Linked DNA regions of Mus musculus: region 2 is linked to region 1. Evidence: chromatin loops called from intact Hi-C (ENCODE). Cell type or tissue: left cerebral cortex. All regions are shown on one strand. Each heading gives the region's core, and the rest is flanking DNA. Links, peaks and the distances in the headings are about the cores only.

Evidence for each region. Hi-C counts contacts between places; a loop is a spot of excess contacts. Peaks named below come from ENCODE experiments on the same cell type or tissue, not always from the same donor. Only the 100,000 strongest peaks of a DNase experiment are listed, where the experiment ranks them.
Region 2: a loop joins it to region 1, with 2.2 times the contacts of the local background. A loop is called at or near these places in 2 of 42 quality-filtered maps.

What each region holds. Positions count from the first base shown.
Region 1 is chr2:66,635,725-66,652,158 of GRCm38, reverse strand. It overlaps Gm35265 (a long non-coding RNA gene), which reads right to left. Exons shown (of 7, transcript XR_374598.4): 2 at 12,108-12,227; 3 at 9,850-10,054; 4 at 6,993-7,037; 5 at 5,081-5,216; 6 at 4,249-4,343; 7 at 905-2,760. Among named protein-coding and RNA genes, the nearest start is that of Scn9a, 9.0 kb to the right of the region's middle. In left cerebral cortex, for the core only: a CTCF peak has its summit at 7,597 (motif pointing right); a DNase peak (open chromatin) is centred at 7,588.
Region 2 is chr2:66,775,055-66,791,488 of GRCm38, reverse strand. It overlaps Scn7a (sodium channel, voltage-gated, type VII, alpha), which reads left to right and starts at 6,579. Exons shown (of 25, transcript NM_009135.2): 1 at 6,579-6,779. In left cerebral cortex, for the core only: no CTCF peak of the experiment used is centred there; DNase peaks (open chromatin) are centred at 6,492 and 7,512.

The DNA.
Region 1 (16,434 bases), core at 3,149-11,148:
GGCAGAGGAATGGAGAGACATGAGTGCGAGGGGGCAGGGAGCAGGGGAACAGGATCAGGTGTGGGGAGGAAACAGAAGAAAAGCCCAGAGGACCAGGAGAATGAATGGAAATATGCAGCTGCCAGGGATGAGGGGTGGGGGTGGAACAAAACTCTAGAAAGTCGCAGAGACTTGGGAAGGGAGAGGCTCCCAGGACTCAGTGGGGGTGACTTCGGCCAATTTGGGATCCATCCCTAGATGGCACCAAACCCTGACACTATTACTGATGCCATGTTGTGGTTGCAGTCAGGAGCCTAGCACAACCATCCTCTGAGTGCCCCAGCAGCTAACTGAGACAGAAGCAGATACAGACAACCATTAGACTGAGGTCAGGGACTCCTATGAAAGAGTTCCGGAAGGATTAAAGGAACTGAAGGGGATGGCAACCCCATAGGAAAACCAACAGAGTCAACTAAGCTGAACCCCTGGAATATTCCAGAGGCTAAGCCACCAACTAAAGAGCGTACATGAGCTGATCCGAGGCCCCAGGCACATACATGGCAGAGGGCTGCCTTGTCTGGTCTCAGTGGGAGAGGAGGTGCCTAATCCTGTAGGAAGTGGGATGCCTGGAGGCGGGAGCAACCTCTCAGAGGTAAAGTGGAGGGGAGATGCAGGGGGTACCAGGAAGTAGGCAATACTTAGGGTGTAAATAAATAATTAATTTAAAAAATTATATTCTTTGGTCTGAGATTTGTCTGTTATATAGAATTTACCTTGCATTTTAAGAACTCCAAATTTGATTTTTAGCATTTATGTAATAATAATAATAATAATGAATATTCTTCATTACACACCATAAATATTATTACATTTTGTGTGATATAATAATTTATATGCTGAGAATAAACCAAAAACAATCACATGATTTTGCAGATTATTATCAGTTACATTACAAAGCCAATTTATTAATAAAGACAAATGACTGACAGAAAAATGTTAAAGAGAATAAGTTGTCCAAAACTGAGACATTTTGTTTTGAATTCCTGAGACTTAACTGATTTTGTCAATGTGATGTGATAATGTAAATCACTTCCTGGGAACAGATAGTCTCCCACAACTTATAAAGTAGATCAATACAGCTACAATGAGCCAGTGTTAATCATCCCAGCCTTGTACCACTATTCTGTCCCTTCTCTCCTCCCCGGCTTGCTGAGCAGTGTTGCATCCCTTAACATGGGTCAGTGGACAAAAGGTTAGTAAAAGAGATTGTGTCCATTAAGTCTTAGTCTATATGTCTCTGGTGGCCTGTATTAAGTCATAATATACCACAGGCTGTAATCACATGAGAAAGTGAGGCGTAACACAAAAAGTAACAGGGTCTCCAGACACTCTGAAGACAATGCTCGCCTAAAGGGGGTACCGGTCTTATGAGGTGTTTTCCCTCCATCTCAACTTCTGAGTTCCCAACAGTGTAAATCAATAATCCAGAGCCTTACTACAGCCAGCTCCATTGCTTGGAAGGCTCTTCCTGTCTCCTTCCCATGCTCCTAAGATACTATCAATTAGCCAATTCATTTTTTGGCCTCCAGTTCTGTCTTTCTTCCTTTAATTGAAGAGTCAGAGGTAATGCCAAATTCTAGAGACTGCAGACAGTTTTCCTCAAAATGCCTGCCGTTTTCCTGTAATAATTGAACAGGAGGAAACTGACTCTATTTGCTCAGCATTGTGAGCAATGCAGATTGGCTTCTGTTGCAGAGATGTCAAGCCAAAAGGTTGCTGTGGTATTTCACTGGAAAATACTTTCTAGCTTCAATCATAGAGGAGTTGAATACCTTTCTCCAGGGACTCAGGTGGTCCAAGCAAAAAATTAGGACATTCAGGTGTGAATTGTTCATTAGATGTGGACTGCCTCTGCTGAAGAACTGCAATCTTTTTTTTTTCAATATAATCTTTTTTTCAATTTTTTATTAAATATTTTCTTCGTTTACATTTCAAATGCTATCTCAAAAGTCTCCTATACCCTCTCCCCACCCCGTTCCCCTACCCACCCATTCCCACTACTTGGCCCTGGTGTTCCCCTGTACTGGGGCATATAAAGTTTGCAAGACAAAGGGGCCTCTCTTCCCAATGATGGCCAACTAGGCCATCTTCTACTACATATGCAGCTAGAGACATGAGCTCTGGGGGTATTGGTTAGTTCATATTGTTGTTCCACCTATAGGGTTGCAGACCCCTTCAACTCCTTGGGTACTTTCTCTAGCTCCTCCATTGGGGGCCCTGTGTTCCATCCAATAGATGACTGTGAGCATCCACTTCTGTATTTGCCAGGCACTGGAATAGCCTCACATGAGACAGCTATATCAGGGTCCTTTCAGCAAAATCTTGCTGGCATATGCAATAGTGAAGAATTACAATCTTATATGAGGCAGCTACCTTCAAGCTAGAGAAGCTCTCAAACAGGATCTCAGATATAAGCCATCAATATCCATACTGCTTCTGACTTGATGAAGCCATTGTTCCCCAAGAGGAAGTACAAAAGAGCTCAGTTTTCTATAACCCAATATCCACTGGATGCTTTCTCTCCTCTCTATGCACAGCTATTAAATATGAGTCTCTAAATTAACAAGTGTAGATCTAGAAAATGATTGTAGCCTGGTGATGGTGATACGCACCTTTAATTCCAATATTTGGGAGCCAGAGTTAGGTAGATCTATGTAAGTCTAAGGCCAGCCTGGTTAACCGAACTAGTTCCAGAACACAGGGTACATACACAGAGAATCACTGTCTTGGAAAGAAAGAAAGAAAGAAAGAAAGAAAGAAAGAAAGAAAGAAAGAAAGAAAGAAAGAAAGAAAGAGAGAGAGAAAGAGAGAGAGAAAGAGAGAAAGAAAGAGAGAAAGAAGAAACAAAGGTTAATATATAATATATATTTTGTATTACATATTACACATATAGTGGGATTGCAACTTAATTTTTAAAATCACAGGGAATGCCAGAAAGAAATTTTTTTTCTGTTAAAAGTGCAGTTTTTATAACAACACTGTGTTTTATGTATTTGTGTTAAAACTTTATGTTTTATAATATATAATGGAACTTTAAACCATAAAGCACGTTAATTTTACTGACACTGTATTATACATATTTGATTATCCCCCAAATATTTGAACTTGTCTGTCAAATAACAACTCAAACAGTACGTATAAAACTTTACACATCATTTTCCTTTATTAAATCTACTTCCTTGTCAATCTTCTCTTGTTCTGAATAAGGAAAGGTTTGTTAGGGAAACTGTTTTTTTGTTGTTGTTGTTTTTTTGTTTTGTTTTGTTTTGTTTTGTTTTTTACAATTTTTTTATTACATATTTTCCTCAGTTACATTTCCAATGCTATCCCAAAAGTCCCCCATAATCCCCCCCACTTCCCTACCCACCCATTCCCATTTTTTGGCCCTGGCGTTCCCCTGTACTGGGGCATATAAAGTTTGCCTGTCCAATGGGCCTCTCTTTCCAGTGATGGCCGACTAGACCATGTTTTATATGCAGCTAGAGTCAAGAGCTCCGGGGTACTGGTTAGTTCATAATGTTGTTGCACCTACAGGGTTGCAGATCTCTTTAGCTCCTTGGATACTTTCTCTAGCTCCTCCATTGGGGGCCCTGTGATCCATCCAATAGCTGGCTGTGAGCATCCACTTATGTGTTTGCTAGGACCCAGCCTAGTCTCACAAGAGACAGCTATATCAGGGTCCTTTCAGCAAACCCTTGCTAGTGTATGCAATGGTGTCATCATTTGGAGGCTAATTATGGGATGGATCCCTGGATATGGCAGTCTCTAGATGGTCCATCCTTTTGTCTCAGCTCCACACTTAAGGCCCAGGTGGGATGCAAGCCTAAGTAGAAATTTAAAGCCTAGGTAACTGTTACATGTCTAACCTGGCATTTTGTGCTTTTGTGTTTTTACTAATGTCATAAGGAAACTTTCTCAAATGCTGTTTCTGCTGTTACTGGGAAATTTTCTCATGCCCCAGTTGATTACATATTCTGTTATGTTCTGTGCTTTGGTGTTCTTGGAAACAAATCATAATAGAAGTCAGTTGGGACTGCTTTGTGTAGTTAGTCATGATAAACTTGGAACTGAACCAACTACCATGCAGCACTTCCTGCACCTGTGTATGAGTTTTTATAGTTTTTGCTTTTCTAAGCTGCCTCTGGGTTGGACCCCAAAATAAGAGAGTCACCTGTACCAATATAAGAAACTATTTGGATTAAGACTTACATTTTGAGTAGGTATCCAGTAAAGTTTAAGTTCTCAAGACATCCCTGGGAACTGACATCCTTCTTGGCCAAGACATGTAATTGGTAATTGACACCCTGGTTGGAAAGTTAAGATATAAAAGTTAGTCAAGGCAAGTCCCCTGCCACTGTTGAATACCCCAACCAATGGGGGCAGGATAAGTGTACAATAAAGACATGTTCCTGAAGAAGTTCTGTATCCCTAAATCCCGATTGGTGAAATAATTAGACACAGATGTTTGTGGCTTAAAAACTCCATAGGATTCTAGCTGGGCATCACAGCCATCTCCCAAGTCGAGTCTGCAGCCCTGATCAATCAGTCTTAGGATGTAGCATTCAATAAACCAATACTATTTGGCTATGATCAGTGTCTGGGTGGTTTGTGCAGTGACCCCAACAGAAACTATCATCACAGCTTGTATACTGGCTTGTACTGGTTACTCCTGACTGTTCTCCTGTGTGAGTCCTGCATGCCCTTTGCCTCTCTAATATGCTTAAACAATCTATGACTCTTTACCATTCTGTTTAATCTTCACATGACTGATTTTCACATGACTGATTTCTTCGTATTTAGTTTTCTCACGAACTAATTTCATCTTATTTTAGAAAAGTCTCAGTTCAAAGCGGTCGGTCTGGGACTTTCTGTGCAGCCCATACTAGTCTTAACCTCATAGGCCTTCCAGTCCAAGCTTCCTGAAGGTTGGGATGATATGCACCCACCAGCACACGTGGCGGTAATTTTCTTTCACAATAGGAATGATGCTTCTAAAAATAAAGTGTGATGGTGACATGTGTTTTTGAAACATTTGACATACCTCCCTTTTTCAAAAAAGTACTGACAATTTGGCAGGTAATCTTCGAATCCGTTTATGACAACACTGAACTTCATCTTCTCTCATCTCCTCTCATCTTCTCAAGTACATCCTACCATAGACACAGAACTGAGGTGCTCTGAAAATTCACAAAAGAATTTGTCATTGCACACAATGCCCCCTTTTGCTGGAAATTTCTCATGCAGACTCAGACACTGAAGTTTTAAACATCCTTTACTGGCTGGTTTTACAGGTCAATTTGACACAACTGGAGTTATCACAGACAAAGGAGCCTTCCTGTGAGATCCAGCTGTAAGGCATTTTCTCAATTAGTGATCAATGGGGGAGGGTTTCTTGTGAATAGAGCCATCCCTGGGCTGGTAGCCTTGGGTTCTATAAGAAATCAAACTGAGCAAGCCAGAGGAAGCGAGCCAGTAAGCAGCACCCCTCCATGGCCTCTGCATCAGCTTCTGCCTCCAGATTCCTGAGTTGTGTGAGTTCCGGTCCTGACTTTCTTTGGTGATGAACAGCAATGTGAAAGTGTAAGCTGAATAATTTCTTTCCTCCCCAACTTGCTTCTTGGTCATGATGTTTTATGCAGAAATAGAAACTCTGACTAAGACACATCCTCTCTGGTCCAGATTAAGTGTCTCTTTTTCTGAGAAGTCTTTGTTGGCACTCAACCTACATTTATAATAAAATGGGACACACTGTTCATTAAAGGGAATTTCAGGCATAATGGGACCGTGCAGGATGGGAATCTAAGACATCAAAAAGGGTTTAGAAAATTTGGTATATACAGTCTTCAAAATGAGGTGGTCAAGTGTGGCTATAAGGCCAAGTGTCTCAGGAAAGCTCAAGAGCAAACTGAACATCACAGTGTGGAAGCTGTTTCTGTGGTCCAGACAAAATTTAAGCCACTGAAGCTAAAATAGTGGGAGCAGAGATAGATATCAGTAATATATGAAATAGAAGTAATAAATGAGACATATTTAGTGTAAATATTTCAACTGAAGGAAAGAAGGATAAAAGGTGGGAGATGAAGAGAAGAAAAGATGTAGAGGGGAGAGAGAAATTTTAGGAAAGAATGTTTGTTCTGGTCTGCTCTCCTTTCTGTTTGCTTAGATAGGAACTGCTGACTTGAACTGCCTGCCATCCATCCATCTCTTTTATTTTCTAGGTGTGAGCCGTGCTATTCTTTTTCTTATATATTTGAGATGATAATTAAAGTTAAGTAAAAATAGAAGATACAAATATTTTCAGTAGCACTCATTGCTACTTTCTACAGCTCATCAAAACGTACCCTCCTCAAATGCTCTGTGCTTCTCTGCCTTCACTTGTGACTCAGGGTCTTCGCTTTTTCACTCAAGAGCAGTAACCAGCAGAGTTCAATTAGGGGTAGAAACCGATAGTTTTATTGCTTGGAGCATGGAGAGATCAATAGTTCAAACCTGGTCTCACTTGGAAATATGTTCAAACACTTACTCAAGAGGTTTTGAAGTCCTAACTTTGGGAAACAGCATAGAGAGTGAGGAAACCTTCCCAAGGAATGAGTCTTTTCCCAAGGATGCCACTATCCCTTCTCGTCTCTCTCCTCAAACACTCATCCTATCCTGGGAATCTACTTTGTTCTATATCTTCCCTACCTGTCTGCCCATTGAATCTATCTCATACCTGTCCATCCTCATTTTTAATTTTCTTTCATCGTTAGAGGTATTTTCATCCAGCAATACAGCTGCTCTGGCAAGGAATCACACCCAAAGACCTTCTAGGTCTCTGTGATCCAGCTGGAATACAGACACGCCTTTATTTCCAGGAGACCTGGGGCAAGCAGATCTCTTAGTTTAAGGCCAGCCTAGAATAGACCAAGTTTCAAGTAAAGAAAAATGTTAGGTCCAAGCATAGTGATACATACCTTTAATCCCAGCTCTGACAATAAAGGCCAGTAGATCTCTGAGTTCTAGTCAGCAAGTTTAGTTGAGTCAGTAAGTTGAGTGGCAGTGCAAGGCAGTAGAGTTTATGGCAGTTCAATTGGTGGAGTTCAGAGGTAGTTTTTACAGGGGGGAGGGCAGGAAGAGACAAAGAGATAGAAAGAACAATATTTAAGTCAGATATGTGAAATCGATAAGCCAAAGTATATTTCCTGATACATTACTCATATATCGTCGAAAGATTGTCTTTATGTCATTTAAAGATGGATTTTAATATGTTTTTGTTAAAATTTGTATGCAATATATTTTTATCATATTTTTTCCCTTCCCTCGACTTCTCCTAGATCTTCTCTATCTCCCTACCCACACTGCTGGGAAAGAGGAAATCAGTTTTCTACAATAGAATGACCTTGGGTATATCCACAAGACTCCATGGACGTCCCCATGCCAGTAGTAATGGCCAAACACAAAAAGGGTTCCGTGTTTTTTATGGGCTTTTTCTTGATTTGATAAAGATGAGTGTGAGGCTGAATAGCCAAGCATTACTGTTCAGGCTGGTAACTCAACCTATACCAGTCTACATCTTTTGAACACCAGGTGGCAGTAAGTGCAATGTTTATCAAAGATGACGAAGGAAAGTTTGAACATGAATTCAAAATAAATACTGTAGAATTTTGAGTTTGGCACATTTACGTATGATTGAAAAATGTTAGCTTGCAGTAATTTTTTGAATGTTTACCTAACTACTGAAATATATCACGTAAGTTTGGGTTGCTAGGATTTCTGTTCTGTTTGATTTTTAATTGACAAGTAAGAATTGTAAGTCTGTATATGAAGTCTGTATATGTATGTATATAACATTTGATGTGTTTATACTATAAGATGTCATAGTAATTAAACAATCTATTTTCATATATGTATATAAATACATATATATGTTGTATATTGTATGCTATATGTATATGATTATTTACATTAGTAGCAAAATACTTCTGATCATGTCCTCTAAAGTCAAGGTCTTATTCATTTCTATGACCTCCGTTCTATTAAGTATCTTCTCATGACATCTTTTAACTTCTACCAAATCACAGTTCAGTGAAATTTTACTTAATTTTACTTTAATTCAGAATGTTGCATATATTAATAAAAAGAAAAAAGAGCTAAGGAATAAAATACCTTGATATAATTTATCACAAGTGTTCCCATTTATATAGGAAAGAACTAAAATAAATAGACATTAAGGGACCCATCAGAGACAATTGAGAACCAGGAAATGGCTTAGGTACTCTGCACACCACATTCTACTGTGTAATTTTCTTTGACATATTTAACTTCAGTCAACAGGTATATTTGTGAATAAATGAGCTGATGACACGTTTATGTATTTATAGTTTACTTTGTTCTTCTAAAGATATCAAATTCTATTTTCAATTCAGGTAGTATTGTCTGGATGCATACATTGTACTTAAAGAGACAGAATAGCAAACTTCCCTATAGCAATAACATAACCTACTACTAAGTGCATGTTCCAGAATCAAGCTGTCTAAGTCAGTAGATAGCTTGCCTCTCCATAATTGTGCCTTCAAGAGAGACTATTAAGTTTAAGTTCTTCTGCTTTAAGAATACCACCTGGGGTAGAGATGGGGTGGGGAGGGGGAAAAGATGTCTGCAAGACTTATTGTATGGAAGAAAATAATTCAACAACATTTATAAAAATAATTCCAGTTACTAAGAATTAAAATGAAGTTAAGCACAAGGAGTTAGCTTCAGGAAACTCTGACCTCTGGGAAACAACCACCAAAATTCCCAAACAGACCAGTTTCAAATGACGTAATAGTCAAGCTCACTCTGAATGGATCATGAGATAACCAGATCCTAACATTCCTTAGAGGGTTTTGGTTTTTTGTTGTTGTTGTTGGTGGTGGTGATGGTAGTGGTGGTGGTGGTGATGGTAGTAGTGGTGGTGGTGGTGGTGGTGGTGGTTTGGTTTGGTTTGGGCTTTTTGTTTTGTTTTTCTGTTTTGTTTTTTGTTGTATTTTTGCTGTTCCATCTCTCTGACTGCCTTATCAGGAAAATGAAATCACTAATCTGCTTGGATTTGGTATATGCATTCTTTCATATCTACAAAATCATACTTGTCTCCTAGCTCCTTAAAAGACTGGCTCCATTTAGGTTGACTGACTCTACGAAGTTAAACTAAACTGTTGGAACACTGACTGACAGGAAGACAAAAATATAGAGAGGTTCTGACTCCTGTCAGGCCTGATAAACCTCAGTTGCCAGCCAATGGTTCTAGCTTCCCAGGTTCCAAAGTCTCAATATCTGATTAATTTCACCTTCCTCAATAGCTTCAGCTAACTTCCTTGTACAACATAGTAATGCCTTTAGAGGAATGAATACCTTAGAAGAGAATGCCTTTTTTTCTCACCATGGCTCTGGAACAGAAATAGCTAATGATCAAACCAGTCGTTACTTGTACTGACCAACGCGATTTTGACTGTTACTTTACAGTTGCTAACCCCCATCCTTCTCCATTCCTTCTTCTTCCATACCTTGTTCATAAACCACACTACCACCTCAGTGCAAAGGCTCTGTACTAGATAAATAGAATCTGTGATGTTCAGGTGGCCACCTGACTTTGTTCCAAGTAAACTCTTTTCATTCTGCTGACCTCAAGCTGAACTTTCAGTTGATGACTTCCATGAATATGAAAGGTCCAAGAATACTGGACTCTGTCTCCCTACCACATGTCTCTTCAGACTTGGCTTCTGGTACCAGTCATCCACTAGTCATCTACATTTCTCTGCAATTTTTTTTTATTATTATTATTTAGGAACTTACATGGAGTTCAGGGTAGGATCTCTGGGCATCTCTCTTCTTGGTTTTTGCTGAAACTGTTCATCCAAGCTATGTTCTGCTTTTTCTCTGTGAGAATTAGCAGGAAACTGTCTTCTCTGTCCTTGTTAATAAATGGGCATCATGTCTCATCATCTTTGACAAAAGGGTTGAGTCTCAAAGGGGTCGATATTACATATCAGTGAAGAACCTAAAAAGATTTTATTCTAGCCAGTTTAGTAGAAACACTTTTGAAAAGTATAGTTGTTTCTTGATTTCTAATTCAGTTCTTCCTTGAATATGATCATTCACTTGTAGTATGACTCTAACAAGAATATGTGGAAGCAAATAAGTTTAAAGAGGAGACACTTATGCTTCTAGCTATGGCACTAAAGCATTGGTAGGGCTATTGGACCTTGGTATCTGACTAGCAGCTATGTGGTAGTATTTTTAACAGGAGAATATTTTTACCCAATTTTCAGCACATCTGGAAGATGCACATAAAGGCTGTTACCTGGCACATCTCACAAGGCACATAGTAATTAGCTTCTCATTACAGGAAAGAGAGAAAGGAAGGAAGGAAGGAAGGAAGGAAGGAAGGAAGGAAGGAAGGAAGGAAGGAAGGAAAGAAAGAAAGAAAGAAAGAAAGAAAGAAAGAAAGAAAGAAAGAAAGAAAGAAAGAAAGAAAGAAAGAAAGAAAAAGGCAGCATCAACTCAAGAGCTCCTAAGGGATCCTTTGGGAACATGAATTAAAGTCCAGTACTTTTATCAATAATCTCTGTAAACAAAACTAAAAGCTAGTGTGTGAGTCTTGATTAGTGGACATACATATGCTTCATGGTGTGTATATGAGGTTCAGAAGACAAAATTTCCAATCCAGTTCTTTTCTTTGCCAAGTGAGTTTGAGGAGACATAACCCAGGTCCCCACTGTATCTGCTGGTCCATCTGGATAGCTCCACTTTTCTGAATATTTGTATGAAAATACTCTAACCACTCATGCATTATTATTTTATTATATGCTATAATTTACTATTCATCAAATGGCACATTCTTAGAAAGCTCTGGTGGCAAATAAGTTTATTTAAACGTCACCAAAACAGGTTCCAAGTTAAATGTGTGATCTTCTCTCCAACATTATAATTACATTCTGCTTTAAATAAATCTGATAGGCTGATAGGGTATTTACTCCTAAATTTGATCGCTAGTCCTATGAGGGGCTGAAGAATGATCAAGAGAAACAGAGACTGTGTTTCTTTTTAAGTCCTTTTCCCAGCTATTTAAGTTTGATTCTTATGTTAAAATGCAGAGCATAATGTAAATGTAGTTTTTTAATTACATTAAAACTAAATATATACCAAAATTAAACCCACAATCACATAGATCTACAAATTTGAAAAACTCATGATATTAAAGATTCAATTGTTATTAAATCATAGGAAATTGTGCTGTGGGTTATTTAAATGATAAACTTCATACTTAGCAATAAAATGACTCCCAGTGACATACAGATATACCTATAAGTCAGCCATTCCCTCAGCTCAAATCAGAGAAATTCCTCCTTGCAGCTGATAGGATGGTAATTAACACAGAAGTCCACAACTGGAAATTGTGAAGAGACTGAGAGACACTGAAGCTCTCTTTCCTAAATGAGATGTCATCATAGAAATCATCAAACCCCTTCCCTGGAGGCTTAGCAATCTCTGTGGAAGAGGAGGTAGAAAGATTGTAGGAGCCAGAAGTGATGGTTGACAAGAGGGACACAATGTCTTCAAGATACAAGACCAACACCCATATGAACTCACAGAGACTGTGACAGCGTGCACAGGACCTGTATAAGTTCAAGCCAGGTGAAGTCCCAGTACTGAGAGTGGGAATTGGACTCAGGGTCCCATCCCTAACCAAGAACACATTTGCAATTGATATGCAATGCAAAAAAGAAAATCACTGTGCATATCAACCACACCAGGGCAGTGTGCACATCTAAAAGTAGTTAGTCAAAACAAAATAAATTCCATTATTTTTTCCCCTCAGAGCTTTTTGTTTCATTTCTGTTTGTTTGTTTGCTTCATTTTTTGTTTTGTTATTAGTCGTTTGAGCTTTTTGTTTTAGCTTTCTTTTCATGGGTTGTATTTGGTTTTTGGTTTGGGGATGGGTAGGTAGTTGGGAGTGACCTGTGAAGAGATGGGGAATGGGAAAGGACATGATCAAAATATGCTTATAAAATATAATTATATAATTATAAATAAATAAATTTAATACTTACAATGTAAGAGCTTTCAAGCAAGTTCACAGCCATACATCTAAAATTTGGATCACTGGGTTTGTGTCAGAAACCTTGGCTTCACTTAAGTCAGAAATTTATGAAGAACTCTTGAGCCAGATACTGCAAATACAGAAATATTGAGATCAATGTATCCTCTTTCTCGAGAATTCATTGATTTTATAAGATGGTATCACATAGATCTGAGACTGGCCTTGGAGCTCATTACATTCCCTAATGGGTGACCTTGAACTTCTAATCATCTGCCTTCTGTCTGCCAAGTCAGGGAAATATGGGTGTGTTCTACCATGCCCAATTTCTGTATTGTTGAAGATTGACCCCACACTCCATGCCATGCACAACTAGCCTTTTACTATCTGGGCTGCACCATCACGCCTGGTTTCATTTTTCTTTTGTTCTGTTTTCTTGCTCTCCTGTCATGATGTCCATATTTTCTTTTATTGTAGAAAGGAGACATATTGCAGAATTTTATGTCCTTACCTTGGTAACAGTGTTTTGTTTGTTTCTGGATCTATTCCTATCTACTGATGTTTGTAATGGCCTTGGCTCATATTCACTTCTCTGTACAGATGGCAAATTTTGTATATTATTGGATGCTGGTCAATGTGAATTTCACATTATTAGATGCATTTTAATGTTGGATATTATCCTAGCTACCTTGTAAGTAAATCAAAATTAGTTGGTTCCTTTTAAGACTTGCTTTTAAATGTCAGGTTCAGTACATCAGCTTGCAACGATTCTCGCTTTTAAGGTTAAACCCTTCTTAGGAACTGACCCAGTATTTCTCTTGTAATGGGGATTTTCTTTTTCCCTTTGAAAAGAAGAATATAAAACATCACCACCTCTTGGTGGTATATGGGGATTTCTTAACCTGCTGCTGCTTAATGCTAGTTCTGCCTTTTGCCTTGATTATTGCTGTTCTCGTGTAATTTTAGATCAGTCAAAGCTTCCAGGGCACTGGGCTCCTGATCTCTGGTGTGCCAGGTAGGCTTCCTCCTCCTGGTGTTCTGTCATATCACTTCTATCTGCTAAGACAAGCTCAACTTGCTACTTTCTTCCTTCATTTGGTGGTCCCTTACTTCTGAGCAGTGGCTTGGAAACTACCTTCTAAGAATAAGCAGATCCATCTTGTGTATTATGTTTCATGATGTCTGAAAACTAATGATTTGTGTAATTTCCCCTTTTGTTTAGCTTGAGACTTCTTTGTGCAAGATACAGCATTGGTAATAGTATTTTTCATCTAAAACTACTCTACTGGAAGGTCATTGGGGTTATCAAAAACGTGCCTGAAGGAGTCATCTCTAATTGGCCCTATGTATGTGAAAAATTCATACTGAGCAATTAAGAAATGTTTATACTATCTAAATATTAACTGCGTGAAAAAGCAAAGCATATTTACTTTCTTGACAGGAATCAAGAAATGGACACCATGTTAAACTAGACCACAAAACACTAGATGCTAACACAGCTGGGGTCCTACTTTTCCTTAGTTGTTATAATTTGTATTATTTGTCTAGTTTAACATATCAGCAGCTTATGTCTGACATCCATCAATGAATCTCATGTAAAATGCTAAATAAAATCACCATGTTCTGCTTTGTTCAATGGCTATTCCTAGTTGTCAACTAGACTACATCTGGAATGAACTACAGCCCAGAAATGAAGGGCACACCTTTAATCCAGATCTTGAGATTAGAAGACTCAGGCTCCTACCCTGATCTTGACATGGAAATCTTGAGGCATAGTTGCCATGAAAAGCTTAGGCCTAGGCAAGGTAGTACACACCTTTAATTTCAAGAAGCTGAGGCAAGCTGATCTTTGAGTTCAAGGTCAGCCTGGGACAAAGTAAGTTCCATATTCAGGTGTGGTGGTACACACCTTTAATCTGGGCAACATCTTCTGCTGGAGTCCTACATAAAGACGTTGGAAGACTCACTCTTTGCCTGTTTGCACTTACTTGCCAGCATATCTGTTGGAACGTACGTCTTCAAGATTCCAGCTTAGACAGAAGATGAACTGAAACAACTAGCCTCATGGAAAGGGGGAACATGTAGATTCTTGGATTTCCCATCTACAGCTGCCTATTGTTGGGTTAGTTGGACTACAGTCATTACAATAAATTCCCTTTATAGAGACATTCCATAAGTTCTGTGACTCTAGAGAACACTAATACACTTTGCTTTGTATATATATCCACTCAGCAACAAAACAATAATTGTTGTTTATTTTTTCACTTCCACAAAAGCAACTTTCTACCTCATCTGTCCTCCTTAAATAATAATATTGACAGTCTTGTATACAACCTATTGTTACAGTAATTGTCTAGCATTTGTATTTTATTTTTAATAGTACTGTTATTTCTATATTAAAACAATATTATCACAAAAGTACACTTACTTTCTAATTTTTCATGTGTGTGCATGATAGATACTAATTTATACACATAGACACCTCACATTTTTCTAACAGAATCACAGATGAGCGGATTTTAAAATTCTTAGTAACTTAGTGGTCACTAGCTGATCAACCAGGTGTACTCTGCCTTTCATAATTCAAACTTAACCCAAACTTTGTCTAAGGTATTCTCCACAATGTCTGCATGGGATGCCACTCTGAGTGTCAAATAATCAGTGTACACTGTTATACTCAAAAGAATATTCAAGGAGATGGTCTTCATGTTTAAACAGACAAAAATCATATGGCTGACAAAAATGTAAGAATCACATAATATAGGTTAATAGTAACATATTACAGGATAGTTGAGAAACAGAAAATGGTAAATTAAATAAAGAGTTGAAAAATGAAAAGAATTAAGAAAAAATAATGAATTATGTTCACCATGCCTTTATGAAAAATCATCAAAAATATTTCATCAAATTCCTTAGACAAACAAAAGAATATTTTGTCTTTAGCAAACTCTTAGAGAGCTGATGTGCCCTGGGAAGAGTGTGCTGTTAATGGATGCTTTAAACAGAAAAGTGAGAAAGAAATAGGCAATCCAGTTGACATGGTCATACTTTAGTTGTAAGGAAAAGGCATAAATACATGAAAGAATGAATTGATAATTTATACCTTGTTTATAATAAGCTTTTCTACTATGAAAAAGCCAGTGTTTGTTAGAAAATATGATTAGACAAACCCACAACCTGAATGAAATAGTTCCAAAACACATAAGGGAACATTAGCTGCAATGTACCAAGAACTCTTAGAATACAAGAACACATTAACCTGATTTAAGAACATGTCAGAGAACTTTGCTGACACCACACTGCACCATGGTTGTGGAGATGCAGATCATACCACTGTTGTCAACAGCATAACTGAGATACAACCTCACATCTCTTCTAACTGCTGAAATCTGAAACACTGACACATACAACACCAGCAGAGATGTTGGCAGGAACTCTCAGCCATGCCTGGTGAGGGGAAAAAAAAAAAAAAAAAAAAGACATGGACTCATTGGAATAGTTTGCCATTTTCTTGCATATTTAATCTCTCTTATGATACAATTTAATGGTAGTATTCTTGGTATTTACTGAAAGGAATTGAAATGTTATGTCTACAAACATACACACACACACACATTTATAGATGCTTTACTCAAATTCCCCAATACTGGAAAGTAATGAAGAAATGAAATAATCAGCTATGGTAGATCCAGACTATGGAATTAAAGATGTTGGTAATAAAAGGATTCTTTGCATACCTGGGAACAAGAAACTATGTGTCCTCTCAGTGATGCTGAGAACCTAAAATTGCTCTACAGTTAGAATTGTTTAAAAAAAATGGTACATTATGTTTTTTATTGAACTCTTCCTACATCTGAAATCATCCAGGTAAAAGGTGACTACTTTTCTAGCACACAGTTCTAAGAATTACTGTCAAATGATTTTTCCAGAGAGCTATCTCCAAAATTAAAGTTTTTTATTATTATTATTTATTTTATGTGTCTGAGTACACTGTAGCTTTCTTCAGACACACACCAGAAGAGGGCATCAGATCCCATTAGAGATGGTTGTGAGCCACCATGTGGTTTCTGGGAATTGAACTCAGGACCTCTGGAAGAGCAGTCACTGCTCTTAACCACTGAGCTATCTCTCCAGCCCCCAAAATTAAAGTGTTTGTACACACTTTGTAGCACATTTTTGCCTTTCAAGGGTGTAGTATTAAAGTCCCTCTTTCCTCCAGCACAGCAGGCCATATAGATGTGGTGCTTCAAACTGTGGATATTGAACTTAAGCTTCACTTCCCCGGGGTGGGGGTGGGGGTGGAGCGATTGGCACAGTATTGCAGAAAAAGCCTTGCCCAT
Region 2 (16,434 bases), core at 2,750-10,749, 140 kb before region 1:
CAACCTCCCACATTCTAAAATTAAAGGATACACAAAATGCCAACCCTCAGGAAGACCTGCTTCTACAGTATGATTTATAATTTATTCATCCTTAAAAGCTATTGTTCTGGTTTTGACAACAGTCCAAAAGCCATACGTGTTCCTTATCATCCCTTAGCAAAGATAAAGAAAGGATAGGGAACAGGGAGATGGGGAGGGTATAGGGGATTTTCAGAGACTAAACTAGGAAAGGGGATAACGTGAAATATAAATGAAGAAAATATCTAATAAAAAACATTTAAAAAAGGAAAGGATGCTGATTATGCAGAGCATCTACCTACAAAGTCATGTTGAAGAAACAGCTTCATTCTTGTATTGTTAATTGACACAACAAATAATTGGGTATGTTTGTGAGCCACACTGTGGTGTTTTGACATCTGAATGCACTGTGAAAATAGTCAAACTAATTAACATATCCATCCCTCACCAATGTTATTATGTGTGGTGATAATTTTAAAAATATGTGCTGGGTAGTTTTGACACATGTGATAATATTTCCTTTATGTGGTTAGCAGATCGTACACAGTGTCACCAAAGCTTATTCCCTCAGCGTAATTAAAATAGCTGTACACTTTGGCTGGAATCTCCATCTTCTTCCCCCATCTCCAGCCACAATTCACCTGTCTAACGTCCATTTGGATGCTCCTACACAGAAATAAGATCATTAGAGCATCTGCTTTTCTGGGTGTGGCTTAGTTCCTGTCCCATTACAAGCAACCTTTCATGCTTTTGCAAATCACAGAATTCACATTTCATATGGTCCTATAGTATTCTAGTGTGTGCATATTCCATTTCTTTACTCACAGGTGTGTTGGTGGACCCTGTAGTTAAGAAATGAAAGTACGGGGGCTGGTGAGATGGCTCAGCGATTAAGAGTGCTGACTGCTCTTCCAGAGGACCAGAGTTCAAATCCCAGCAACCACATGGTGGCTCACAACCATCTGTAATGAGATCTGATACCCTCCACTTGTGTGTCTGAAGACAGCTACAGTGTACTTCTAAATAATAAATAAATAAATTGTATTTTTTAAAAAGAGAAATAAAAGTACAGCTATCTTTTTGATGTCGCAACTTCAATTCCTTTGAAATTTTACTGAGAAATACTGTTACATTGTATTATAACACTATTTTTAGCTTTATAACTTCCATATCCTTTTCCACAATTACAGCATGAACTTACATTCCTATCAACCATACAGACCTGTTCTACTTTCTGCATCTCCGTCAAGTATTTCTCTTTGGTTGCTCTTTAGCTATACAAAACTTCACTAATAACTTAGTTATATATATTTTCTAAATCTCCATGAACCTGTGGAACGGTGACAGGTGATGAATGTTTACCCAGATAATTACTCCTAATGGATATGCATGCAAGCATTCACTGTTGTAAACTTTTTGTTCAATTTATGATTTGAATTTATGTGTACACTTGTGATGATCATTTTACCATGTGATCATGTACAAGAGAGGAGTGTGAATTTTCCTTGTTTCACTTAGGATAGTTATGATCATTCTGCTTTTCCCCTTTTAGAGAGATTTCATCAGAAACATTTTACAACTTAGAAATAAAAGCTAAAACAGGTTTTCGAAGTGTCCCTTTTTCTTCCTAAGACTTCAACTAGCAAGCTGCAAGTTAGAGCCATACAATTCCTGTGGTGATAGAGCAAAGGCTACATTACTTTATTCCGCCCACCCACACTCACCCCTGCTGTTAGGCTAGAGGTGTTAATCCTCTAAACCAGTGGCTTTTAACCCTCAGAATGAGCAAGAAAGGTTTTAGGGCTCTTTAGACATTACCATCAACATTCAGTATAGTTGGAGAGCTAGAACATCCAGAGACCATCAGTCTTAGAGCCCCACCAGACTTCTACTCTGTGTCTCCTTTTAACTCTCTCCAGGCCAGGAGATTCTCAGTAAATGCATGCACATATACAACCTGCTAAAACACTATATGCATGATTGCATACGGGCTAACTACTTCATATTGGACAGTTAATTAAGAGGGTTTCCCCTAGGAAGACTACTTTTCCTGTTTTCAGAAGTTCATAGCTGTGGACAAGTCCTTGTCAGAGGGTTGGGCCCCAGTAAGATTTTCTCCTCCAAAATAGAATGTCTATTGGAGTTGCCACTTTCAGGATTGGTTTAAGCTTCCATATTGTTGAGTTATCATAAATGTAGCTTCTTTGTTGGTTCTAGGATATTTGATCTCAAAGGAGACCTTCTGGTCTTCTGGATATTACAATCTTTCCCAACTCCTTCTAGGATAATCCCTGAATTTTAGGTCGAAGTTAGTTGCATTGTAGTTGTATCCATTGGGGATTGGAACCCCACAATCAGCTGTTCTCTTCCTTTTAATGAGTTTTGGATTTCTGTAAGTTTCTGTCTACTCCAAAGAGTGTCTCCTTCAATGAGGATTATGGGATAATTTTCTCTGTGGGTATAAGGATAAATTTTTAGAGTATAGTTAGGAATTATTCTGGTTTAGTAAAGTGTGGAACAAGTTTTTTGTTTTTGTTTTTGTTTTTGTTTTTTCCATCCATGACATCACTAGCACTGAGTAGTTGACTAGGTTTCCACTTCCAGATACAGTTTCTCTCCTAGTGAAAGGGGTTTAAATTCAACAAAATAGCTATTGCTGCAAATCCAGGCAAGATTGCTCCACTGTACACTTAGGGATATCGTAACATACTGGTCTTTGTCCTGGTTCATAAGCATCACAGCTGAGCAGGAGTATGTGTTATTTCCTCTTTGGTGGCTTTCATAGGATCTTCTAATAAACATAAAAACTAATCTTCAGGGAGGAAGCTTTCAGGTAAGATCAGCTCATATCCTCCAAGTTCTTTGTCCAAAATGCATGGTACCTCCATCTCTGAGAAGAAACCAAGGTCAGGAGCAAAAAAGTGATTTTGAGACTCTCTATCTGATGTGGTATGGAGAAGAGAATTCCCTATTAGAGATAAACCTTAGAATTCTTCAGTTGAGTCTCTTCTGCACATGGATGTAAAGGCTGTTAAAAGTGGCAGCAAGGGCTGGTGAAATGGCTCAGTGGGTAAGAGCACCTGACTGCTCTTCCAAAGGTCCCGAGTTCAAATCCCAGCAACCACATGGTGGCTCACAACCATCTGTAAGGAGATCTGACTCCCTCTTCTGGAGTGTCTGAAGACAGCTACAGTGTACTTACATATAACAAATAAATAAATCTTAAAAAAAAAAGTGGCAGCAAGAGTTTGGATAGAGAAGATACTACCAATCACAAAATAAATTATTTTTAGATGTATTTTTAAATTAAACATAATTACATCATATTATTCTTTTCTTCCCTCCAACTCTTTCTATGCACCTCCCTGATGCTCTCTCTCAAATTTATAGTCTCAAATATATATACATACATACATATGTGTGTGTGTGTGTTAAGATAAACTGAACAGAGTACATGTGAAGCCCAAGGTGTAGTTTTAAAAACGGATATACGTGTGTTTGGTAGAATAGTTTGATATTTTACTGTGTTTATATTTACTCAGGCCTATGTAAATTCTGGGGTGGTTATATAGATAAAAACGAAGTCCAGATCCATCTGCACTTCTGATACTGATCTGTTGGTGTTAGAATAAACATCCCCTGTTTACACAGGCTATAAGAAAAATAGTGATCCCAGGTCAAATGGCTGTTTAAAAGAGTATGTTTTTCTTGATGAGCCAGAAGAATAATAAGTGCACAGCTTCTGTAATTTGGATTGTGCAGAAGATAAAACAGTTTAGAAAATACAATAAAATATTCAATTATTATATTATATGATATTATATTGTGGACAAGACTAGACAAGGTCCAAAGCAAGATGTATAAAGTAGGGTCCACCTTCTACATATCTTTCTGCTTGAGAAAAACAGAGAGACAGTTTAGTTCACTCCTTGGAAAATAATGATTGTAGGAATGTTTCAGCAAATTCCATTATCTAACAGTGTTAGCAGAATATTTGTTTTAAAATAATTTAATTTAAATATACTGCTTCTAAACCAAACTTTCTACCTTGCGATGTAAACCCAGTCTGAAGGCTCTCCTCTGCACCTCACTTCTCAGATCGTGAGTTGGCAGCTGCCTGTTTGCTCACACAGTATGTAAGATTGTTCTTGTCAGTACTCCTTTCAAACAACGTATTACATGTTTGAGACATCTGGTAGGTATTGCTTAAGAATGTCACACAAATTTTAATTTGTCCAAGCTCACAGCTTATTGCCTCCCTTCAATTTCTAAGCTTCCTCCCTCCAACCATTTTCCCTCCAAATTCTATATGCCCCTTAGTTGTTGTTAACCCCCTAGGTCCATTTAGCACTGCTAATGAGTGTAGGTACAAGACAATCATTCAGGGGTCTTTCCCCAGATTTCTAAGTCACCAATAGCTGCTCAGATAGAGGTAGGATATTTGAGCTCTACCCTGACCTGTACCTGGATTTTGTTTGTCTTTCTTTTATACCAGTCTTGCGCATGCAGCCACACTGCTGAGCATTCATTTGTGCCAGAGTCTACCCATGCCTTGGCAAATACTGTTTCACTGTAGATGTCCTGTACTCCTGGCTCATGTATTTATTTCCTTCTCCCATAATGATTCCTGGGCCTTGAGAGGAGAGGGTGTGATATATCCTTTTTAGGACTAAGCATCCCATATTCTTTGTGTTGCCCAATTGTTTGTCGCAGAATAACTCTATTTAATAAATAAACTTGTTTGAAGAAGGTTGTGAAATTCACTAATTTAAAAAAGATAATTTAAAACCTAGAGTTCATTCAACATAATAAAACAAAAATGTTCTTCCTTAGCAACTGTGATCTAGTTGGGTACTGGTTTGGGACCCAGTTAACAATGTGAGGTTTAAGTTCGGTCTTGTAGAGTGGGCTGTAGGTCCAATCAGTAAGTGATTAGAGATTATAATAACATTTGTGTCACAATGCAATAGTGGGTATATCTTGTCAGGGCTGGAGATTTTATATAGGACTCTCTAGCACTATGAAAGCTATCCAATAAGGACAAAATTTTCAGGTGAATGTTAGATTTATATCCCCATTCTATGACTCAAGTATACAGCATCTTCAGGAACAGGGTCTACAAGAGTTTCTTAAGGGCAACCAAGAGGAATAACAATTGTGTATAATGTTGGAAATTGTGTCTGTGAGACTTGATGGACAACTTAAAAATTGGTAACCAGTAGCTGGCATTCTGCATTAGGAAAACATCTGATGCCCATGGAAGGCAATTCTCCTCCCACTATAGGATAACTCCATTTAAACCAATTTTAAAGTTATACACACACAAGCATTCACACACACACGCACATGCACACACACACACATGCACACACACAAATACACACACACACACACACACACACACACACACACACACACACACACACTGCTATAGTAATTTTTCCATATGATATTTGCCTAGCTTTGAGAATGTTTTACAAAATATTTGTGGTTGGAAATAATAAAAGATAGATAGGATTGTGTTGGTAAGCATGGCAGATTGCCCCCAAGACAATACTTTGCACACTAAGAATTGCATTTGTAATAACACTACAAAATGTGGGCAAGAAAAACTGGAAATCCATGTACCATCTTTGAGAAAGAAGTCAAGTGGATATTTGGCATTGCAAAATTGTTACTTTTATTTTTAGATTTGATAATAGTACTAGATTAAATTCTGTAAAATATTTTTTTATTCATGGACATATGCTGATTTTTAACAAACCATAGTTTTAATAAATCCTGGACAAAATAGGATTATACAATGAATGGTCTATGTTGTTTCAAAACCTCTGCTCCATCTCAGAAAACAAACAAACAAACAAACAAACACATCTTCCCTAAACCCCTCAGAACACATTCTAGATGTAGAACATGCCGATTTTTTAAAAGAACAATAACAGTCTCCTCTGTGCCTCACTTATCTTCCAGTGGCTAGAGTATGACACAAATATGCAATGGTTTTTGTCTTCCAATAAAGTACCTCCTAAGCAGTTGCACACCTGCACAGAACAGCATCCACTGCAATGTCCAGTTCCCATCCTGAAGGCTGACAGTGCAGGCTGACATTTTAGCCCCATGTGTTCTACTGGGCAGCCAGACCAGTGTAGGGAAAGCTTTCTGCAGATCAGGACCCTGCGTTTGCCATCCTCCCCTTAATATACTTCCCTCCCTTTTTCTACACACTCAGTGGCATACAAACACACAATTTAGCGTCATCCTGCTTTTGCTGTTCTCCCACATTTTAGACCTTTCATGTCTTTGCCCAGCTCTCTCCTCTCTTCACAAAATCCTAATCCCCCTTGACCGACTGGATCCTTCCCAGGGAGCAGGGGAATGCAAAGCCACTGCTGAAGCTGTTATTGCCTCTGCAGCTGGGTCTCTGTCAATATCAGCCGCCCACGCTTATCTAGCTTCTAGAGTCACAGACTGGCCTGGAGATGAGGGTGGGGGAGTGGCCAAGAGAAGAGAGGCAGGAAGGGAAAGGAAACAAAAACAGCTACAAGGCTTGCTAGGCATCTGTCTGTAGGTGGTCTCTGGGTCTGTGGAGCTAGCCTGGTGGCTGAGTGTTTAGCTGGAAGCAGCAGTGGACCGCAACCACATTGCAACAACCTCCGTAGTAGAGATCTGAGAAGACAAGCCCAGGAGAGCAAAGGGCTCTCGTGAGCCTTGCATCTGGGGTTCTTGCTGGAGTTTTAGTGAAGACTAGCATTTGACAGCAAGTAAGTACATTTTTTTTTTTATCTTTTAGTGACAATTCCAGGATTGGGGATAGCTCATGGCTGTACCCCGCTTTTCCGTCCCATTTCACCCGCCCCACCCCGTGTACAATCTTTGGGAAATGTTTGAGAATCAAAAAGAACAGTAATATCTAGACCTGAACTAACAGTTGCAAGGTGGGTGCTTGCTTTGCATGTGTGGTTAGGTATATCACCCAGGTAAACTGAAACCAAGAGATAATCTGTTTCTGTAAAATTTCTAGAACTCCCTAGGAAGTGATGGTCAGAACAGATGAAGCAGGTTATGAGAGTTGGACTATACTATTAAGGAATTCAGACTCTGTATTTTGGGTAATATTGCACATTCAAGAGTGGAACTTTTGAAGTGCCAACCTCAGTATTAAAACAGATGAGGAATGCTATTGGAATTGGTGTGTCTCTCTTGAGCAGATTGGAGTTTGACAGTATTTGATTCAACATGGCTTACATTTTATTTGCTGTATTATGTGATCTCTCAAGCACGTTCGTTGCTTCTAGACGTCTTTTTCCTTTCGGATGATGCTATTCTGGTTGTGATACCTCCAACACTTACAAAATTATCAGAGCAGTGCTAATGCTGGATCCATATAATCGTCTCAGCTGATGGACTTGTTCAATGTGCCATGTGGATTTTGGTCAGGAAAAACTGAAATAGAAGGGTGAAAGTATTTTGGTAGGCGTTTAGAGAGAATATAAAGCACAGTAGAAGGAACCTGCTGTGGAGTGTTCAGAATCCTGGCACCTTGCCTGCCATGACTAGCCCTTAGGTGCTATTATCAGCTGCTACTTTTACAAGTAGTACAGCCAAGATCCATAAGAAATAAAAGCCCCTTTCCTCTTCTGTGGGCTTCTTTCACTCACTTTACAGTTACCCTCCTACTTTCATATTCTGAGTAATAATTGGACGAATTGTTGGGCTATCTACTAATTGAACTAGAATCCCAGCCGTAAAATTTGGGGAATTTAGAATTATAATACTTCATTTGCATTTGGTGTAACAATATGAATTGTTAATATATTCTTAACGTCATCATAATTTGTTCTCCTGACTTTTAAAAATGACATTTAACTAATTCCTGCTGAGAACTAATACAGACTATGTGAATTGTATTATGAAAGTAATCATTTGTGTAACTATTGCATTTTCCCTAATTTACCAGTGTGACTCCCATTTGAACTGTAGCATCCATATGGAAAGATGGGGTCTTTAGACAAACTGTTCTAGAATTACACGAGTAAGAGAAAGTTGATTATGCCTCTCATCATGCATACCCTTGAAAGGATAGTATAACCTGTAAGAGTTCATCCTTCTAAATGGTGTACAACTCATATTATAGCTCTCTTAGGTCTACTGTAAATATGATCTATCCTTTATCTCTTTTTAATTTCAAATTTTGCTTTTGGTATATGGCCTTACTTTATGAGTTAAAAATATTAAACACAGCAAGTAGACCATTTGGAATTTATTTGATATAATTATTAATATGGATTCAATCAAGTTTAGGCATTAAAAATCCTTGGTTTCGGATATTCATTATTCAGTCTTACAGTTCTGCATAGGGCAACCTGAGCTCCCCTTTACTCATGGGTATATCTAAAATCACAGAATTAACTGAAATTGGTCATGAGACTATGAAATAGGGGTTATCTAGCCTTGGATGATATGTTAGGGACCTGTCCAGCTGCTTATCAATCTCACCTGGAGAAGTGGGGTAAGAACCAAACATGTGGGCACTGGACATTCTGTCTCTTGGTTCTTGTGGAGCAAATAAATGGACAAGGTATGATATGTGCTATGATTGAAATTTCTCAACTGAGGTGATGCATGTCTTATCAGATTAGAAATGGAGAGTCATCCACCACAAGTTCTGGTGCACACATATAAGAGATACACAGGATAAAGACAGACAGACAGACAGAGAGAGAGAGAGAGAGAGAGAGAGAGAGAGAGAGAATAGAAAGTCAATATCCTGCCTTTCCTTGGATAAGAATTGTGCTAATGCTTCCAATTCTAACCCTCACTGGAGTAAGCTCTGCATGTCAGAGCAGGACCCAGAGATTCACACACAACTCTCTCTAACCACAATTTAAACCTTGTCTTCAGAATTTATGGTAGAATCATTTGTTCACAAGAGACATTCTTTCAAATATATATTTAATCTTTGAAATTATAATATAATTACAGTATCTTACCCCCTTTGCTTACCTCATTTTTACCTCATTACCCTTTTTATTCCCACCTCATTGCTTTCTCACAAATTCATTGTCTCTATATCTTAAATTATTGTTACATTTTTGGGATTCTGGCCTTTTATTTTCACAAGCCAATATTAATGCTGATCATGAGACTATCTGTAACTCCTACCAACCTCCACTGACTGTTAGCAAAGATTCTTTCTTCCCATGAGCTTAATTTGTAAAACAGTCATCATTTCCCTTGTATCAGCCTTCCTCTCTCCTTTATCTCCTGGGTGATATAACATCAGATAGGCAAAGTCTTACCTCCCAAACATTGAAAGATGGAGCCTTTGGCTTTGAATAGAACGCTTTCATATGATGGTTGCTATGGATATGCTCTGTCATATCTCTTGACTCAGTTAAGGTTCTGATTTGCATATATTTATGTGGTTACTGCTTCTTTCTTTATAAACCAGGATCTCTCTTATTGTACTCTGTTCTCCTATACCAAACAATAAAGTCTTCCTGTTGTTGGTCCAGCTTTGTAGATTCAGCTCACTCTGCTGATGATAGCTGAAAATAACTGGGGATAGCTCCATAGCAGGGTCGAGTATCAATCTCATTGTGTAGGTGTCAAAGTTCTTGACTGAAAGAAAAGTTAAACATAGGGTCCTGCTCATAAAAAAAAATCAGACTTAAAATGTCTACAATTAGAATGTTGCTTTCCAACTAGAATACCAGATGCTGATTCTTTGGGTAGCATAGTTCTTGAATGAATAAGCTGTGTCCAGTGGAATATTCTATATTCTGTGTTTTAAACATAAAGAGTGAAGCTCTCCAGTTCAACAGAGTCATCACCGTCTGAATCACAGATTATAGGTTGCCACTTTGGCTCTGGTCCATAGATTCTATCTTCCCTTGACCATATAGGCCTAAGTTGGTCATGATTTTGCCCAGTGCAAAGTGAGATTAAAAACGAATTCATTGTCATTCAGCTCAGTTTTATTTCAAAGTTTCCCTGTTGTTGCTCTCCAATTTGAAATTGGTGGGCAGCTATTATGTTTAGTTTTCATATTTGAAAGCCTACAGTGGTTTGGGAGGACTATGGGATCCTAAAATGTCAGGCAGACTCAGGATGATCTAGAGAAGTAAAGAGGCAGTCCCAAGAATTCTTTGGGCTTCCAGGAAATATCCCATTCTGGATTCACAAACATTGCATAGATCCGTTGGCATCTAATACTGTTGTCCAAAGATCTTAGGGTTGCTGGGGATGGTACAAGCTACATTCATTTCTGGATCCCTTTTTATTTCTCAAACAGAGACAAGAGAGCATTCCTCTCCTTTGAGGTCTTAAATGGCCTCTGGCCAGCTGTTTCTGGTCAAAGGTTTGACAGACTAGGCTTGTAAGAATATTTAATTTCGAAAGCTTTTGGCTTTTCCCCAGCATGCTTGTTTTGTAGAGAAGACAAGAACAGCATGGTAGATTTCACAATCTCAGTAGTAGACCTTCCTAGGGAACCATGAAATTGGCATAGAAACATTCAAATGGATATTGGTCATATGAACAGCTTTCACCCTGGTGCCTGGAGTTCTCCCATAATTATATTGCCTGAGTAGTTATGAAAGTTCACTGTGTTGAAACCACCTTCCACAGACTTGATACCCTCTGTGTTCTTGCAGACATTCAAATTCGTATTGAACGTAGATTGTATTTTTTTCTTCTTTAAAAAATAAAGATTCATCTTTGATGGCTTCATAAATGTATATAATGCATCCCGAGAATACTCGCCTCCCTTTATACTCTCTTATTCCCCTTCTTTTCCTACCAGTTCTCCCTCCTTCCGGCAGCTCTCCTTCCCATTGTCATGGCATTTTGTTTCAGTTAGTTTTGGTTTTTATCTTATGTTTTGACTCACAAAAATCTAACTAGGGCTCTGTCTGTAAAGCATAGTGTAAAGCAATCTGCTGGAGCATGGTGGAGTCACCAATAGAACTTACCACTGGGTGGGAGGAGGGAGACATCCCACTTTCCTAGCATCTATTAATACCCAATAGATTCCCAGCTACAATGATATCTTTCTTTATGTTGAATTAACTTATAAAAATATATCTCATTTTATCTGTCTTGGCCCTTTTCTGTATCTCCTGGGTAATACAATATCAACTAGAGAGATCTCACATCCCAGTGGTAATAATGGATCCTTTGAGGTTGGGAAGATCTTTTCGTCCAATGACTAGAACAGCCAGGACTGAATGTTTTCTGGCCCTATCTTGTGAATCCCAGTGGAGGAAACCACACCTCCTGAGTTCATAATTTCAAAGACCTTTCTGTCACTTATTCTGAAGTGGCACAGACTGTATTTGTGGTGGCATGGCCAGAGAACAGTGTTCTCAACGTACGGGCTGCAACCCCTTTGGCAATTCTCTATCTTTAAAAATATGTACATAATGTTTTCTAACAGTCACAAAATTACAGGTATGAAGTAGAAAGGAAAATAGTTTTATGGTTGGGGTCACTACAATATAAGAAACTCTATGAAAGGATCAGAGCATTAGGAAGGTTGATCACCACTGATATAGACAGTCATTATTTATTATTCTTTGCACCTTAAGCAGCTATTCTGCATTCATTGCTATTTAACTGAAAAACAAGCCACTTCTCTGGTCAAGGATGAGAGTACCATCCCATCCATAGTAGTAATAAACAATATTTTGAAGATAGTTTTATATCATGTTGCTTTAGCAAAACCATAATAGTAAGTGCCCTCTAAGGGGATATTATCTCTCCAAGTAGCCATGGGCATTTCTTTTTTTTTAAATATTTTTTATTACATATTTTCCTCAATTACATTTCCAATGCTATCGCAAAAGTCCCGCATACCCTCCCCCCCACTTCCCTACCCACCCATTCCCATTTTTTTGGCCCTGGCGTTCCCCTGTACTGGGGCATATATAGTTTGCGTGTCCCATGGGCCTCTCTTTCCAATGATGGCCGACTAGGCTTTCTTTTGATACATATGCAGCTAGAGTCAAGAGCTCCAGGGTACTGGTTAGTTCATAATGTTGTTCCACCTAGCCATGGGCATTTCTATCAAGTATTTCTTACCTCTTGTGAGACAAACCTCCATTCTAACCGTAAGGGGATGACTACTCAGTAATAGTTCCCACTACTGCACCAGTAGGCAGATCTTGCCTGTCAAGTCAGTGTAATAGCATTCAAAGTCTACCACTGGGAAAGACCCCTCATGACTTCTCTCTTCCAGCTATCTGTATAGCATCTTTCACAAATATGAAATCACTTAGCAGGCAGGAAGCTTCTAGTTAATTTTGAGCGTGAGTTCTCTGTGTCCTACAGTCAATGTGTGTGTGGCTTTACAATGGGCTCTTGCCATGTAATTCTTGTGGCAGCTGAAAGGAATGGCTACAGTGTGTGTTATACTGTGGTTTCTGGGACCTTTCTGAACAATAATTCTTAGCAATTCAAAAGTTTGTCCTGCCACTGCTCTTATAATTAAGCTGACTATGCCACTCTGAATGTTGGTGACTCTAATTCCTCTTCCTTCAATACAAGACATATTCAAACACAGTGAATCCTAGTTATAAAATTGAGGCATTGTAAAATCTATGTTTGCTAGACTGTAAGTGAAATTTGTCTTTTTTTTTATTAGATATTTTCTTCATTTACATTTTAAATGCTATCCCCGAAGCCCCCTATACCCTTCCCCCGCCCTGCTCCCCAACCCACTCCGGCCCTGGCATTCCCCTGTACTGGGGCATATGATCTTCGCAATACCAAGGGCCTCTCTTCCCATTGATGGACGACTAGGCCACTCTGCTACATATGAATCTAGAGACACATCTCTGGGTGGGGGTACTGGTTAGCTCATATAGTTGTTCCTCCTATAGGGTTGCAGACCCCATTAAAAACAGTGATAAAGTCTGTTCTTAAGCCTTTGTTGGCACATCCTCACTTATTAAACCAATATTTGTAACTCATAATTCATAACATCCTGAATTAAAATTTTAAGAATTATAATCTAACAAAAAAGGAATGTAAATAATTGAATTTCCTTTCTCTTTATGGCTGAATTTTATATATCTGATTTACCAGTTCTTCTGTTGATAGACAAAGAGGCTGCTTCTGTATTATTCCCATGGTAAATAATGGTGTAACTAAAATTATCATGCTGACAATCTCTTAAAAATTCTGATCAAACACATGAAACTCAAGAAAAATGAAGACTGAAGTGTGGACACTATGCCCCTCCTTAGAAGTGGGAACAAAACACCCATGGAAGGAGTTACAGAAACAAAGTTTGGAGCTGAGATGAAAGGATGGACCATGTAGAGACTGCCATATCCAGGGATCCACCCCATAATCAGCATCCAAACGCTGACACCATTGCATATACTAGCAAGATTTTATCGAAAGGACCCAGATGTAGCTGTCTCTTGTGAGACTATGCCGGGGCCTAGCAAACACAGAAGTGGATGCTCACAGTCAGCTAATGGATGGATCACAGGGCTCCCAATGGAGGAGCTAGAGAAAGTACCCAAGGAGCTAAAGGGATCTTCAACCCTATAGGTGGAACAACATTATGAACTAACCAGTACCCCTGAGCTCTTGACTCTAGCTGCATATGTATCAAAAGATGGCCTAGTCGGCCATCACTGGAAAGAGAGGCCCATTGGACACGCAGACTTTGTGTGCCCCGGTACAGGGGAACGCCAGGGCCAAAGGGGGGGAGTGGGTGGGTAGGGGAGTGGGGGTGGGTGGGTAAGGGGGACTTTTGGTATAGCATTGGAAATGTAAATGAGCTAAATACCTAATAAAAAATGGAAAAAAAAATATAATAAAAAAAAAAAATTCTGATCATAGTCCCTACATGCATACATACACACAAACACAAGTGCGCGCACACACACACACACACACACACACACACACACACACTCACACATTCACAGAGAGAGAGGGAGAGGGAGACAGAGATGGAGACAGAGAGATAGAGAGAGGTGTTATAATGTACATGAATCAAAAATATATTTTACAACATTAACTTAAATATCACCTTGGCATTCATAGAGGCTTGATTTCAGGATGCCTTTATGGGTTCCAAAATCTGTAGAATTTTAAGTTTCTTACATTAAGTCATGTAATGTTTTCATTTATCTCTGCAAATCTTCCCATCTATAATAAGTCATTCGTAGATCACTTAAAACACAAAGTTTAATGCCATCACATGATTTAGTGAGCTGCTTACAGCCAAAATTAGTTGACCTGGTTACAGATCAGAACTTCAAAACCTTATGTCCAAAGACAGTGTACAAATTGTCCATAGATCAGGCTAGATAAAATTCTAGGAACAAGTTACAGACTGGGAAGCAGATACCAACAATAACCAACCCAGATTTAGGAAAAGTAGAACAACAAGGAGATTAAACAAAAGAAGTATTCCAGATGGCTGCCAACTTATAGGCAGACTGCTGTTATCTCAGTCAAAATACTCTTATTCTCAAATTTTCACTGTATGACTTCAATTTCTGGGTTTTCACAATCTATACCAACTGAAAAGCATGTTATCCTAAAAAAAAAATAATACAGAAAATTATACTCTGATCTCAAATATATCATAGTACCCATTGCATACCAACATATGCCAGTCAACCAAAGGCTGATAACTGAGATAATTCTCTTTTATGTCACTATAGAGTTTCACCATTAAAATTATTGATTATGATAATTTTATTAAGGCTTCTCAGAATTTTATTACTTACAATCATCTTTCCTTGTAAGCTTCAGCTTTCAGAAATCAATGATTATATATTTCATATACTCCAATTTTAAAAAAAGAAAAGAACAACGAACTGAATAAGATTTATGTGTAATACTCCATGGGGAAAATAGTCAGAGAGCTTTGAGTGAAAAGAATATATCAGATGTTTCAGCTGTGAGTCACACTAGAATGCAGCAAAGATGAAATATAAGCTCCAATACATCTACTAAGTGCAGTGAGGCAGCCACAACCAAAGATGTCAGTCCAAATTGACCATTAAATGGCTAAATTGATTAGCAGTTGGCTTCTTATAGTCTCAAAAACTCATATCCTGTTGAATGGTTTCATTTCTCTGCCTTTCACCTAAGCTGGTGGCACCTTCTAGTCTGAAGCAAATCTAATTTAACATAGAATGGTAGACTTATAACTATCATTGTTCTAACAAAAATCTGAACAACTATTTGTATGGCAAGGGCATGATGATGTCATGCATTGCTCTTGTCTGATGTTGAACACCATTCATTCAAAAGAGTTTGACAACTATTAAATGAGAAATAGTTTCATATTATTATGACTGCCTAAACCCTGCATCTGAGATGCCACCTTCACTTAATGGATCCACTGTATGAAACTGTTGGTTTTCTTTTTCCCTATTCTTCAGTTTTAGTCCCCTTCTCTGTCCTCTATATCCTTATATTTTAGCCTAAAACATTTTGGAAGTTCACGAGAAATTTGAACATGTATATCTATATTCAGATGTGTACATATGATATCTATTATAATTCTCTGTCAAAACTAATCTAAACACTTGTTTCCTGATAAACTCCTCCTGGTTTCAGAAAGCTTGCTGATTAGTTATTTAAATTTTAATAGAATAAATACCCTAAAGTAGGAACATACATGAAGAAAGACTGGGTGGTTTCCTAAGATCTCTGGAGGATTTGCTGCGTGGGTTGGCTGCATCATTGCATATTTTACTCTAGATATCTGTCTAAGAAAAGGTGTTCATGTGGGGAGGATGGGTGTCTTAGTCAGGGATTCTATTCCTGCACAAACATCATGACCAAGAAGCAAGTTGGGGAAGAAAGGGTTTATTCGGCTTACACTTTCATATCATACTGCTGTTCATCACCAAAGGAAGTCAGGACTGGAACTCAAGCAGGTCAGAAAGCAGGAGCTGATGCAGAAGTCATGGAGGGATGTTCTTTACTGGCTTTCTTCCCCTGGCTTGCTCAGCCTACTCTCTTATAGAACCAAGATTACCAGCTCAGAGATGGTCCCACCCACCAGGGACCTTTCCCCCTTGATCACTAATTGAGAAAATGCCTTACAGTTGGATCTCATGGAGGCATTTCCTCAACTGAAGCTCCTTTCTCTGTGATAACTCCAGCTGTCAAATTAACACAAAACTAGCCAGTACAGATGGGGTATTGGGAATAGGGATAAGAAAAAAAAGACCATAACTTTCCATTTTTTTTTCATGTCCTCCATTATTTCTAAGATGGAAGATCAGTTGTGGGCAGAGAATCTTACTAAAGCTGGCCTAACCTAGTGAGCTGTGTTCAGTGGAGCCTGGCATGGGCTAAGTAGTTAGATGGCCATGTAATTCATTATCTATGTTGGAATTCTTTGGAGAATTAAAGAAAATGTTGATAGCTTTCTTC